2 separate regions of the Homo sapiens genome follow, and region 1 is linked to region 2. The links are chromatin contacts, found by Hi-C or POLR2A ChIA-PET in ENCODE. All regions are on one chromosome and are shown on one strand. The core of a region is the stretch at or near the end of the contact, and the rest is flanking DNA. Distances in the headings are between cores, read along the strand shown.

Evidence for each region. A loop is a pair of places that touch in the nucleus more often than their neighbours do. ChIA-PET counts read pairs that join two places held with the same protein, here RNA polymerase II (POLR2A). Pooled maps may share reads with other maps.
Region 1: a loop to region 2 is called in a pooled map, with 5 times the contacts of the local background. The contact joins the enhancer-like site here to the promoter of CCDC112 in region 2. A Hi-C loop is called at or near these places in 1 of 168 maps with a recorded cell type or tissue (Calu3) and 6 of 50 pooled maps. POLR2A ChIA-PET finds 5 or more read pairs at or near these places in 2 of 52 experiments (WTC11 and activated CD4-positive, alpha-beta memory T cell).

The regions. Positions count from the first base shown.
Region 1 is chr5:115,454,816-115,462,124 of GRCh38, forward strand. No RefSeq gene overlaps it. Among named protein-coding and RNA genes, the nearest start is that of FEM1C, 86 kb to the right of the region's middle. RefSeq lists an enhancer at 5,487-6,686. Within about 2 kb of position 5,741, at least 12 of the 41 ENCODE cell types and tissues checked have a DNase peak (open chromatin) inside an H3K27ac peak, as active enhancers do.
Region 2 is chr5:115,294,749-115,302,152 of GRCh38, forward strand. It overlaps CCDC112 (coiled-coil domain containing 112), which reads right to left and starts at 1,906. Exons shown (of 10, transcript NM_001040440.3): 1 at 1,679-1,906. The coding sequence starts at 1,795. It overlaps LOC105379129 (a long non-coding RNA gene), which reads left to right and starts at 2,180. Exons shown (of 5, transcript XR_948684.3): 1 at 2,180-2,600. RefSeq lists a silencer at 1,555-2,004.

The DNA of each region.
Region 1 (7,309 bases), core at 4,491-6,990, 160 kb after region 2:
AAATCCACTTGAGTTCCTGTGGGCCTTAGAAAGTGTTCTGCAATGGGATTGCCCTTTGGGAGACCTCTTTCAGAGCAGAAGTTGAACAACTGCCTTACTCCTTTGATGAAGGACTCAAACATTATTTGAGTTTTTGAGCATATGATACTTGCAGTGTCAATAATTCAAATCCTGGTTATAGCAGGAGGGCAAAGGGGCCATGCAGCAGAGCCCTGGCCTGGGAGTTGGGATTTGTGTGTTCTAAGTTCACATCTGCCTTTCTGTGACTGAACTCACCTCTCAGCTTCAGATGCCTCACTTGTGCAATGGTTAAATGATTCTTGCCCTTCCTTTCTTTCGGGATCATTGAAGAAATCAGATAATGTGGACAGAAGCCCCCACAAACTGGAAACTGCTCTTTAAATGTAGGAGTTATTATTCCTGAAAGGCAGTGTCCAATCAGAATGCCAAGAACTGTGGGTCTGGCAAGGCAAATGAATGAAAAGTAGGTCATGAGAAACCGAGTCCGTTGGTTCATGGAGGGTAATCTGGGTCGTCTGTGGTGAATGCACACGTCAACCTGTTCTACCCATTGCAGACAAGGGCTCTGATTGGAAACCCTCTGACTCCTCCGTGCTTCTTGGCCTTTGACAAGTTTATCACAGATGGGAGAAGGACATTCTGTTTCTTCAGTGTTATGGGCTGACTCACTTCCCTCTTCTCTGCAATAAGCACAAAGGCCAAAGTCAGTCCACTCTACCAAGAAACAGCAAAATGGCTCTGAGAGTGGTGTCCTTCCGGATTGGTGGTAAGGAAAATATGTCTATGAATATTCATTCACTGCTCATTTAGGAGTGTTCTGTGTAAAGACTCTTTGAAAGCTGATGAGAATGGGCATAAAAGGTTTGATTAATTCCTGAGTCAGCTGGCCCCTACCCCAAAACACATGCAATGATTGTCACAGAGAGCTGGTTTACAAAGAAAATGTTTCTGCAGATGTGTGGGCTTGGTACTGCCACCGCCACCCACTCTCCAACAAGAATAAAACAGACTCTGGGATTGGGCTGGGCCCTTTAGGGTTAAGCCACAGATCCTAAAGTCAAATTAAATATCAGCTCCTGAAGGGAACATCCCCAATGCTCACATTTTCCAAGATGTCAGGTCTGAGTATAGGGGACCTCTATCTGAAATTCCTCCCCTTTCCTCTCTGTGTATTCAGGTCCCATCTATCCTTACAGACATCGCAGGCTCTACTGGCCCTGGTGAAGTCTCGCCTGACTGCTTCATCTCACAGGGATATTTCATTCTTTTGCAATCAATGAACTCTTGTAGGTCCCTCCCTCTAGAGAGTTAATTACACACACTTGCCACCCTGTCACGTCTCCCTGCATTGTTGGCTTACTATAATAATGATCTTCATTATCATTACCTGTTTATATGTTCTTTCTCTGCTCAAGCGATCCCACATTCATTTTCCCTCAACAACATATACTGATCACGCAACATGTACCCTGACTCACTGATGAGGAATCAAATATAAAGATAATAATAATGATGATGTAATAACCCCAAAACAATATTTACAGAGTACTATACCCCAGCTTCTGGGCTACACACTATCTTATTTAATTCTCACAACAACCATTTGAAGAAAGGTTTGTCATTATCCCCATTTTACAGATGAGGAAACAGGCTCAGAAAATCTAATAAATCTGTCTGAGGCTACACAGCTAGCGTTTGATGAAGTGATTGGTAAATCCTCAAGAAACAAGGTTAGTGGGGAAGAAAAACAAATGGCCCTGCAATTTCAGCCCGTGGAAGAGCTTCTTTGGTCAAGGGCAGAGTGCCGTGGGAGCACAGAACTATCAGAACTGTGGACAGGTGTCAGGGCAGGCTCTAAGAGGAAGGCAGAGCCTGAGCCGAGTCACAGAGGATCAACAGGAGACGGCAAAAAAGGAGGATCCACTTCCTAGGAACAAAGGTCTGGGTGTCTCCAGGGGCCAAGTTGCCTCATCTGTTCGCCTAACTCCTCACCTTCAGCTCCACCCTCCAGGGGACCCCTTCTAAATCAAGCCTGTTCTTCCGGGAGGGAAACTGGGGTGTCTACCCTGAGCCCTAGGTTTGGTGGTGGCAGTGGGTGCCCCAGGATGTTGCAGTTATTTTTGATGGCTATTAATTTACATTACAAGCATACATACTTTCATAACATCTGGCGCATGCTGGCTGCATTGCTCTGGGCTCTGCAGCCCTCAAGGATTTGCCCTCCCTGGAATTCTTCCTGCAGTTTCCCCACAGTTCCCCTTAGGAGTCTAAACTTTTGTGGAGCTTTATTGATCCTGGCCCCAGACCATTCAGAAAAGGCACTAATTCAATTACAGCTGCGTGAAATCCTTCAGAGGCAGCCTAAGGAGACTGATTTTGATTCTCCTTTTCTGTGTCAGTGGTTTCCAATAGACAGTGTTTGAGAGGCAGAGCATATTCTCTTTAAATTATAAATAACCAGAACAGGGAAAAGAGGTGGCACTGGGAACGGGGCAGGAATGGGTAAATTTAAAAAAAAGCTGCAGCAAAATGATAAAACCCTGTGGCTTCAAAAATGTTTTATGAGTTTCTATAAGGCAATAACACAGAAGGGAAGGTCCTTTTTAAAATCTATTTTCTGAGATGGTCTGTGCTGTATACACTGTATACACATTGTGGCTAAATCTCTGAATTCCTAATACAGAGATTGAAACTAAAATCAAGAAAGCAGAGGGGATTCCACCAAAATCATGCAGACCATCAGGGGTCAGTTTGGAAACCACCAATCCTGTTTAGATATACAACCAACTGCTTCCCCCATTCATGGTGTCAGGCCTCTTTCACATTTATAGCGCCTGGAAAACTCCAAGAAAAGAAGATAACCTTACGTCGCAGACCCTGTTAAATTACAACCAGCAATGAGTCACCTGCCACCTGCTTTCTAACAGAACTCAAATTTTGCCTACTCTCCCAAGGATCCATGCACTTTAGGGATTGGCCTAAGCCTCTGGGAATTGGTTTGGCATGGACATAGGAACCAATGCTGGCCAACGAGACACACGGGCAGACTCCCGGGGAGGCTCCTTGGAAAGAGATCTTCCCATCTCTTCAAAAGATAAATAGACATAGATAGGTATAGGCATAAGCATACAGTAGAACTAAAATGAGAACATTTTGACTCATGTAACTGAAAAGTAGAGGCACTGCATGGGAAGAAGGATTGTGCTGGACTCAGAGTCCACAAAACTTGGTCTTTCTCCATTCCCAGTCTCCTTTGTTCTGAGTTGGCTTCGCACTCAGGAAGCCTCCTCCCACAGATGGTTCCCTATTAACTCCAAGTATGCATAATTTTACAGCCAGCAGTTCCCAGGTGATATGGTTTGGACGTGGTTCTCTCCAAATCTCATGCTGAAATGTGATCCCCACTGCTGAAGGGGGAGCCTAGTGGGAGGTGTTTGGGTCATGGGGGCGGATCCCTCATGAATGGCTTAGTGCTGTCCTTGCCGCATTGAGTGAGTTCTTAGTCTGTGATTTCATGTGAGAGCTGGTTGTTTAGAGTAGCATGCCACTCCTCCTCTCTCTCTTGCTTTGTCTCTCACCGTGTGACATTCTGGCTCCCCTTCGCTCCACCATGATTGTAATATTCTTTAGGCCCTCACCAGAAGCACCAGTGTTCTAGTAAAAGATCTAGGCTTGAGTTTTATCCAATCAACTTAGGAGATGTGTTCATCTCTCAGACAACCACTGTAACATGGGGAAAGAATATGCTAATTGTCCATGCTGGAGTTACTTGCTGGCTGCTGAAACAGGACATGGGGTGGAATCAGCCCACACAGACCACTTGCAGGAAGAATCAGGGAGGGGTAGTTCCCCTAAAGAAAAATGGAGAATCTGCTAGTAGAAGAAGTTGCATGGATGCTGGCCAGGCATGGGAGGTGTCCACAAAGCAGGGTGATGTAGATCATGGTGAGGAGTTGGGATTTTATACTATGAGCACTGGGAAGCGATCAAAGCATTTTAAACAGAAGAGTGATCCACTGACATATGTTCTGATGACATTTCAAAAACAAAATTCTTACTGCAGGTTACAGAAAGTACTTCAGGGAGCTAAGCTTGGAAGGATTGAAATCAGGGGCTATGATAGAATGACAGGCAGGAGAGCTTGGTGCCTTGAACCAGGGTGGTATTTGTAGAAATCAGAAAAACATGAACATATTTGAGATACTCTTGTGGAAGAGCTGATGTCACTTGTTGATGGATCAGAGATGGGCTAGTAAATGAAAGAAGTCAAGCATGATTCCCAGGGCTTGGGCTTGATCACCTGAGTAAATCATGATGCCATTTACCAACAGGAGAAAGACATGGGAAGTGGGAAGACAGGGATGAGCTGGGAGGGCAAAAATCAAGAGTTCTGTCATGAATACAGAAGAACAGTCTGTGCTGGAATTATAAATCCAGGAATCATCAGCATATAGACATTATTTAAATGAGAAAGACGGAATGAGATCACTCAGGAAATCATGTAGAGAAAAGAAGTGGGGGCACTCATACTACTTCACCAACAATTTCTCCACTCTGTCCAACCCGGTCCTCTTGGGTTCTGAGCAAATAGGGGTTCTCTCACCCCTGGACTTCTTTCTTGTGCCATTCTCATTGCCTGCAATGCCTTCCTCCCTTTTCCTAGTATCCCTGAATGCTCATTCTTTAAGGATCAGCTCAAATCTACCCTCTCCAGGAATCATGGGCCTTGTTTAGCCCCACTGCCAATGTCGGCCTCCTTGCTTCCCGTAACTTTGTTTATTCACTGCACATTTGGCATTTGTAAGTCAATGTCTTCTGCTCTGTGTATATGTCATATTTCTCCCAATTAGAGTATAAGCTCAGAGAAGGCAGTCTGGATGCCTTTACACTCCCCAGTATTTGGCAGGTTTTCCAGAAAAGAGTTAAAACAAACATCTGTTGATCAATGACCACATTCACTCTTATCTTCTCTTGCTACTTTTGTGCCAGTGGTTGAGAATTAATCTCAAATTCTGAGCAGCTCAGCAAGGGTGTTTCAATCAATTTCTTGAAAATAAGGCAGCAATTGTCAAATGCTTTAAGACACTTATGGCAAATAAATGCTTGTGGCAAATAAAAAGAATATGACTCACTTCATATTGAAAAGAACCAGATGAAAGTAGTTTCCCACAGAGGAAAGTCATAGAATTAAAATGAATGTCTATGAACCACTTCAACTATTTTTGCATCTACCCCTGAATAATATTCCACTTAACTGGAACATATCTCAGTGTGTTTGTGCCCATTTAACACTCCCTGTCTTCCCAACCCAGCATCTGTAACTTACAGCCTGTAGTCATTCCAAAATGCTTCCACGTGGCTAACCTGGGTTGCCAAGCCCCATCTGGCTCAATTAGCACTGGAGATTCTGGAGAGCCCCAAATTATCATTCTTTTCTGGTTGTACTACCAAAGACCTTCCCATCCTATCTCTTCCTCAAACTCCCTAAGTTCCATAGTTGTATTTGTTCCAATTTTGAATCCCAATAGTCCCCAGCTGTTTTAGATGCCCCGCCTCCCCACCCCCATCTGGGCTCTCCTGGCTGGGCTTCCCATGACAGTATTCTCCAATTAGGCAAATCACCCTTCAATCCCCAAATTTTCTTTAAAGCTGTAGCAAGTACACCCACAGTCGTGACAATACTGAATAAAATGGAATAGGTCTGATTCACTTTCCCAAAGCTGACTTTTGCTGCTGATTGACTCATATCTGTTTACCAGAGGTCATTTGATTTCCTCCTTTTGACTCATGCTCAACTTCAAAACTGATATAACTTGAGTGTGCCACTCGAATGTGACCTTCCTTTTTGCCTGCAGAACCTCCAGCTCCACTCAGCTCCTGGGGCTCAGCCAGCAGAGCTGTGCAGTGGAAAGGAATCCACCTTGGAACAGGATCCCTGGCTTTACCACTTCAATTGCTGAGTGATCTCCAGCTAGTTAGTTTCAGCCTATTTCCTCATGTGAAAAATTGAGGTAAAAATACTTGGAAATATTGTTGTAAAGGTTAAGTAACGTAAGAAAAATGCCTGGAACCATGTCTTCCACCAAAGTAGGTAGGGGCTCAACAAATATTGAATTGATTCATATGACATTGCCATTTATATAGGTCAAAAATGGCCAAATATTGACAATTTCATATGGTTCAACCTGCCATCAGCCTATTACTCAAGCACCTAAGAAATCAGTGTCCAATTGGTTGGAGTATTGGGTACAAACAAGGTAGAACCTTAGAGGTAGAACCCCAGTGTTGACTTTTATTTACATTATCAAAGAATCAAGGAAGGCCAGCACCCTACTATGCACTTTAAATTCTGGAAGATTTTCTTCACTCTTAGCTAGTTAAACAAAGCCGATTTAAGAGACAGGATAAAATTGTGGTTTAGAGCCTAGACTCTGGGGAGAGATTGTCTGGGATTAAATTCCAGCTCTGCTACTGACGAGCATTGTGAAACTGAGCAAGTTTGTTAATCAACCTGGGTCTCAGTTTTGTTCCCCGTGACATAGGATATTACAGGGTGTTGTGCAGATGAAATAAGTTAAAACATGTAACATTCTTAGAATCTGGAAGTGTTAACGATCATTATCTTGATTTAAAATAGGTGGTTTGGCCTGACTAGTTAGTGAAATCTCTTTCACAACAAAGCACCCATTGGGTAGAAATCAGAACTCCAGCAATGGAGAATCAGCCTCCCCTTGTTGATCAGTCCCAGTTTAGCAGCTGGGATACTCCTTGGGAAGCTCAAAGATGGTAGGTGTCACCACCCATGATAGCTCAGTGAGAATCCACCCAGCCAGTGATGAGTGCTTCAAGGGTGGGGCAGAGAATATCACACAGTCATTTGGAGCAGTGGTGATTCATGCACACCCTGAAAACCTCAACAGAAAAGAGATGGTAGCAGATGAAAAGGAAGAGGGATACAATTTCCACAACCAAGAAGAAACAGACACTGCTCATTCTGGTGAGAAATGAGAGCATAATTTGAATTCAGCATTTATTTAGAAAATCAGATTAATGAGGACAAAGACATCATAAGGAAAATAATGATAAAGACCTCTAGGCTTTCCCACAATCACTTTCATGTATATTATCAAACTATATCCACACACAAAAAGTCTCTGAGTCAGATAGGCAAAGCCAGCATTATTTTCATGTATGGATGAGGAACTGATGAATCATGGAGTTTGAATGGCTAACTAGAGTCTAAAAGAATGTAGAAACCCATAAAAGACAAAGAGAATAAAGAAAACAA
Region 2 (7,404 bases), core at 656-3,155:
GCTGTAGAATTTGTGTGTATAGGTATGTGCGTGTGGTATGCTGGGGGAAGTACAAAAATGGATAACATGTAAACTCCTAAACATTATCACAATATAGCATGCAGTAATGCTGCATTGTTTTGTTTTGTTTTTTTAAAAAAGCCCAAACACACGTGAAGAATTCTACCTAACTATGCTGAGGTAGATTCTCAACAATGAGGCTCTGCTTTCCCTACTAAAGTGGTAAGACAGTATACACCATGGTTCTCAATCTCAGCACTACTAACTTTTGGACCAGATGATTTTTGTTATGGGTGGCTGTTCTCTGGCCTGTATCCATTAGATGCTAGCAGCCCCTCAACACCCCCCTGCTCCCCACTCTGACAGCCAAAAATGTCTCCAAACATTGCTAGATATCCTCTAGGGGATTGATAAAATATCTGAAAGAGCTCCACAGGTGATCTGATCCAACCCCTGAGAAGGCAAACATCACAAAAGTGTGCATCAATAACAACATTAGGCAACTCGCAAGAAATGCAGATCAGAAGACAGAACATTGCTACAAGAATTTAGAGAAATGATGGAGAAAGCCAGCAACATGGTGTCACACATTTTTTTGAGCATAGTACTTAAAAATACTTTACGTATTATGTATATTTATATATTTTACATTTTTTCCTGAGATACTTGGGACAGAGTTAGAATAATAAAGAGAATTATAGAGGATGTGTGAGAAAATTTGCCGTAGGTGGAATTTCCTGAAGGTCTACGAGTAAAGACACTGTATTTCCTTAAAGGAGGAAAAAGATGGAACCTCTCCTCAGCTCATGACAGCCTTCCTTCAGGTTTATATTGATCCACAAATTATTTAGTAAGTGCATACTACGTTCCAGGCACTACACAACAGGCATAGTTCTTGGTGCTGGGAATACAATAAAGAATAAAATTTCCAATACTTTCTGCCCTCATGGAGCTTACATTCTCATGGGGGTGCGAGGGAGGGTGAGGGGTGTGAGGAGAAACATAAACAATAGAAATAAAGTATGTAATATAATATATGGTACTAAGTGCTATGGGGAAAAATAAAACCAGAAACAGGGACTGGGTGTGCCGCGTAAGGCGATTCATTTTAGGGAGATCATGGAAAGTCTCGCTGAGCTGATAACATCTGAACAAAGATACCTTGTCCTCACCACCTAGAAAGCGGTCCTAAGCCGATCACTGGAAACACCTCTGCCTCCGACCATCCCATATTGTCTTTCTCCTTGTGTTCCCAGCGCCGGTACAGTAACAGAGCTGCCACCAATTACTGAGCACAGAGTCCCCCTCCAATCAAGCACTGTGCCAGGGGCTCCCCAGACATAACGTTAGTCCAAAGCTCGGGAGGTGCATGTTACTATTCCCAATTTTTAGAGAAGAAAGTGAGTCGCCGACAGCATATGTTCTTATCACGCGGCTAGGAAGCGGCAGAGCCGGGTTCCCACCCAGGTCTTCCTCGACTCCGAAACCACATGGAGGCGGCTCTGCAAAAGCTGTTAAACGCACAAGCCAACAAAGAGCAACGCCCAGCGCGTGCCAGGCCCCGAGCAGGGGAGGCGAACGCCGCGCCTCCCGCCGGCGCTGCAGAGGGCACCTGTTCAGCCAGGGCCTGCAGCCCCTCGCCTGCCGCCAGAGCAGCTCTCGGTTCTCCCGGATTTACCTGTTGAGGCGCTGGCGTCGCTCCCACGCCGGTCCCGGTGGCCGCGCCCGCCCCTGCCACAGCCCCGGCTACCGCGGTGGCCGCAGCCGCTACCACAACCGTCGTCAGTGCGGCCATGTTTACCCGCCGAGCTACTCGGGCCGCGGCGGCCACCGGTGCCTGGGGATTCGTGGCAGGCGCACCCTGGCCTCTGCAGACAGCTCCCTGCGCTGCGGGCTTGGCCGGGATGCAGGGCGGGGCCGAGATGTAGGGCGGGGTCGGGATGCAGGGCGGGGCTGAGATGCGGGGGTGCAGGGGTGCGGGGGTGCGGGAGGGGCGGGACTGGGGTGCAGGGCGGGGCCGAAATGCGAGGCGGGGGCCGGGATTCAGGCGGGGAGGGGCGGGGCGAGGGAGGGGCAAGGTGCCGGGCGGAGCCGGGATGCAGGGGAGGGGCGGGTCTGGGGTTCTGGGGCGGGCGGGTGTGGGGGCGGGGCGGGGCGGGGCGGGGGCTGCGCTCTGCCCTGTCGCGGGTTTATATACCCTTTGGGCACTTAACCGACTGTGCCAGCCCAGTCCCATACCTGTCAAGAAAATTCATTGTCTTACATCGTCCTTAAATTTTATTCGTGTTATAGTCAATATATACATATTTTTACCTAATATACATCCGCTTTCTAGGTTTCTACTTAGCGCTGCTGAGACTGAGTCTAAATGAAAAAACATTATCAATGGATTCTAACAATAAATCATATTTTAGATTTTTAAAGAAAAAAACCCAGCTTGCTCCACAGAACCAGATATCAGAGGCAGGAATGCCACAGTTACATTCCTAGGACTTGGTCAATGAGAAGACAGATTCCAAAAATACAGTGCTGGGAAGTTGGAAAAAAGCCACAGATGACGCTTCCAGTCAAGACAACCTGTGGCAACTGAGCTGATTTCTGTAGGTACTACCTTTTCCCCCTTTATAGAAATCGATTCATTCAGTCAGTCAATATGGAGCTCCTAGCATATGTCAGGCACTGTTCTAGGCCTTGGGAATTCATTGTTGAATTAGACACATAGGTAAGGTTCCTTCACCTTTAACAAGTAAACAAATAGGTATTTATTGAGCAATTCCTTTATGCCAGGGCTGTTATAAGTGCTTTATATGCACTTTTGCATTTAATCTTCACAAATAACTTCATGAAGTAGGTACTATTATCATCTCCATTTCAGTGATAAAGTTAAGGATCACATGGCCACACAGGTAGAGGGTAGGATACCTATCTAGACAGCCTGACTCCAGAGACCATCCTGGTAGAGGTATTAAACAGGCAGCGGGATAAACGCCTCTGGAGCCCAGGAGAGAGAGAGCTAAAGATACGAATTTGATCTTCCTATAGAAAATATTTGAAATAAGACTGAATGAGCTCACCCAGGGTGAGTATAAATTGAAGTCTGAGAACTAAGCCTAGGCCACTCCGAGAAGGTGACCACGGACAAGAGGAGAAGGGGACCAATATGGAGAGATCTGTGAGAAGGGAGGAAAACCGGAAGTCTGTGGAGGGAAGTTTTTGCAGAAGAGGCCGGACGTGGTGGCTTACGCCTGTAATCCCAGCACTTTGGGAGGCCGAGGTGGGCGGATCACGAGGTCAGGAGATGGAGACCATCCTGGCCAACATGGTGAAACCCCATCTCTACTAAAAATACAAAAATTAGCTGGGCGTGGTGGCGCCTGTCTGTAGTCCCAGCTACTCGGGAGGCTGAGGCAGGAGAATTGCTTGAACCAGGGAGTCGGAGGTTGCAGTGAGCCAAGATCGTGTCATTGCACTCCAGCCTGGTGACAGAGTGAGACTTCGTCTCAACAAAAAAAAAAAAAAAAAAAAAAAAAAAAAAAAAAAAAAAAAAAAAAAGAGAAGAAGAAGAGGGGAGAAGAAGAAGAAGGAAGAAGAATGGAGGAGAAGAAGAAGGCAAAGAAGAAGAAGGAGAAGGAGAAGAGAGAAGAAGGAGAAGGGAGAAGGGAGAAGGAGGAGGAGAAGGAGGAGCAGGAGGAGGAGGAGAAGGAGGAGCAGGAGGAGGAGGAGAAGGAGGAGGAGGAGGAGAAGGAGGAGGAGGAGAAGGAGGAGGAGGAAGAGAAGAAGAAGGAGAAGAAATAAGAAGAAAAAGAAAGAAGGAGGAGGAGGAGAAAATGGTCAGCTGTGTGGTTCACTGCCTAGAGGCTGAGTGAAGGGGTAACAAAGAAATGATGGTTGCATTTGGCAACAGGGAGGCCGTGGGTTTATGGGGTAGGTAGACCAAAGCCTGGCTGACTGCATTGAGGAGATAATGGAGGTGACGAGGTAGAAACTGTTTTTCGCTATGATTTTGATCGATTTTATGGTGCAGGTGATCAGAGAAATGAAGTGGTAGCTGGGGGAAGATGTGTGATCAAAGAGGGTCTTTGTTGTTGTGTTGTGTTTCAAGGTAGGGACTAGTAGAAGGAGTTCATGCTGCTGGGAATTATTTAGTGGAGACAGAAGTTTGATGCTGCAGGACAGAGGCAGTCAGACCCTCTTGAAAGTAAGGCTGATGGAGTCCAGAGCATAAGTGGGAGGTTTGGTCTTTGATAGACGCACAGACTCTTCTGACACAGGGAGGTAGTGGGTGGGGACTATGGGGAGGCCAGAGAGTCCTGCATACATGGGTTGCAGCACAAGGTAGTTGGAAGATTTGGAGGGAGGAGATGGTTGGCCCCACCTCCCCACCCCTGTGTGAAGTAGGAGGAAGTAAGTCACTTGGGTGTATTGAGAAGGTAAAACTTCTTTAATTTTTGTATTACCTTTTATCCAAATGAGCCCTGTTACTATAGCACTGTCTGAATTCCTGTAATTATTAGTCCAGAATTATCTTGCAGCCTCGGAAAAAAAGCAAGTCAACCAACGATTTGAGTTGAGTGGTCTTTTACAATTTTAATACTGCCACTAAAAATAAAGAGAAGCCTAAGATCATTTTGCACTTCCTATTGTTTTTAGAGTATATCCTGCACTGGATATCTAGAGTACTGTGTTCAGAAGTTTTCTGAAATCACCCTTTTCTCTATGTGCTATGGAATCAATTTGATATATATTTCAGTTCTTTTGATTACATTTGTGTTCAATTTCAATGTTTCCTTTTTTGTTTTGTTTTCTTTCAATTTACTTTTTTTAAAAAATAAGTAAGTTATGTATAACATGTATAAAGTCAAAACTCTATGACAAGGTATGTTTAAAGAAGGCTTACTCCCCAACATATCCTCTCCATGGCCTTTCAACTAATCCTCTATGGTAAATAATTGTGTTAATTTCTGGTTCTTTTATGTTTCATTTGCAAAAGAAAAAAAGGTAAATAGACAAATACATTTTTATTTTTCTTTTTTTCTTACAAAAACATCTAGCATATTATATTAGTGTTCTAGGGCTGCATAACAAAGTGCCATAAACTGGGTAGTTTGTAACAACAGAAATTTATTCTCTCATAGTGTAGTAGGCCAGAAGTTCAAAACCAAGGTGTGGGCAGGTCTGGTTTCTTCATGGGGGCTTAATGGGAAAATCTGTTCCATGCCCCTCTCCCAGCTTCTGATGATTGCCAGCAATCTTGAGACTCCTTGGCTTGTAGAAGCATTACTCCAATTTCTACCTCCATCGTTGCACAACACATATCTGTGTCTCTGTGTCCAAACTTTCCTCTTATAAGAATACCAGTCACTGGTTTAGGGCCCATTCTAATGCAGTATGACCCCATTTTAACTTGATTACATTTGGAAAGACCCCATTTCCAAATCAGGTCACATTCACAGGTACCAGGGATTAGGACTTCAGCATATCTCTTTCGAGGACACAATTCAACTGATAACACATGTATTATACTCTTGAAATTTTTGCTTAACAATATATACTGCACCTTGAAATTTTTGCTTAACAATATATACTGGAACTTGCTTCATGTCAGTTCACAGAAATTTTCTTAAATTTTAAAAATTAAATGCATAATCCTCCGTTATTTTATTCAGCCAGTCATCTGCCAATAGATATTTAGGTGATTTCTAAACTTTTGTTGCTGCAAGTAATGATTCATAAGTATTTCATATTTGGGAAAGTGATTATCTTCAGTAGAATAGCTAGGTCAAAGGTTAAATGCAAATGCAACCTAGTTAGATATTGCTAAATTCCTCTCCATAGGAGTTGTACCATATTGCACTGCCACTAACAATGTGTGAGGGTGCTTGCTTCTTTATTGCTTGAGATCTTAGTATTTAAGTTGTTGGATTTTTGAAAATCTAAAGAGATGAAAAATCGTATCTCTCAGTAAGTTTAATATGGGCATACCTGTTTTTATTGTGCTCCACTTTATTGTGCTTTGCAGGCACTGCATTTTTTACAGATTGACGGTTTGTGGTAATCCTGTGTCAAGCAAATCTATTGGTGCCATTTTTCCAACAGCATTTGCTCACTACGTCTATGTGTCACATTTTGGTAATGTGACGGTATTTCTCGAAATATGCTCACGATATTTCAAACTTGTTTCCTATTATGGTGATCTGTGACCAATGATGTTTGATGTTACCATTTTAATTGTTTTGGGACACCATGAGGCATGCCGAACTTAATAAATGTTTTGTGTATTCTGACTACTCCACCAGTTGACCGTTCTTCCATCTTTAATTTTGAAAGAAGTTTCACTATGAGTAAAATGCTATCAAAAAGCATAGAATGCTACAGAGAAATCTTTTGTGAAAGGAAGAATCAATTGAGGTGGCAAACTTCCGTTGTCTTATTTTACGAAATTGCCACAGCCTCCCCAGTCTTCAGCAGCCACCATCAACATAGAGGCAAGACCATCAGCAAAAAATATTATAATTCACTGAAGGCTCAGATGATTGTTAGCATTTTTAGCAATAAAGTATTTTAAAATTAAGGTATGTACATTGCTTTTTTAGATGCAATGTTATTACACACTTAATAGACTGCAGTATAGTGTAAACATAACTTTTATATGCACTTGGAAACCTTAAATTTGTGTGTAATATTTCCTGCAATGTTTCTGAGGGATGTCTGTATGCCTTTATGTTATTATGAGGAAGGTCAGCCTTTTTCATAAGTTTAAGGACAATTGCTTGCTTTTTTTTTTTTTAACTGTCTCTTTACATCTTTTCCCAACTGGTATTTGGTGCCTTTCTTCCCAGTTTTTAAGAACTGTTTGTTAATTAGGAGATTATGATATATTTTGTGGTATAAATTGCAAATATTTCTTTCAGGTTTTAAATTTGTTTTATGACTTTTCCTTTTTTTGCTTTGAGCAAGTTCTTTTTATTTTTATGTAGTCAAATTTGTCAGTCTTTTATTATTTTTTTCAGTGCTTTGGGATTTATAATCATCTCTAGAAAGGCGTTTCTCACTCCAAGTTTATAATGAAGTGAATTCCTGTTTTCTTCTGTGGTTTCACCTTTCACATTTATATATCTGGATTATTTGGATTTCTTTCTGATATTCAGTGTGAAATGTGGACCCAATTTTTACTTTTACCCAAATGACTATCCAGTTATTTCGACATTATTCTTTAAAAGCATATGTTTAGTGGTAATTTTTGGTGCCACTTAACTTTTCGTATATAATTGTCCTATTTCTCCTGAATTTTTCTATTCTCTTCTATCATTGTATCGGTCTACTTATGTATTAATGAATAGATGCTTTTTAAATTATAAGGACTTTATGAAATGTTTTAATAGCTTATTGGACTAGTTTCTCTCA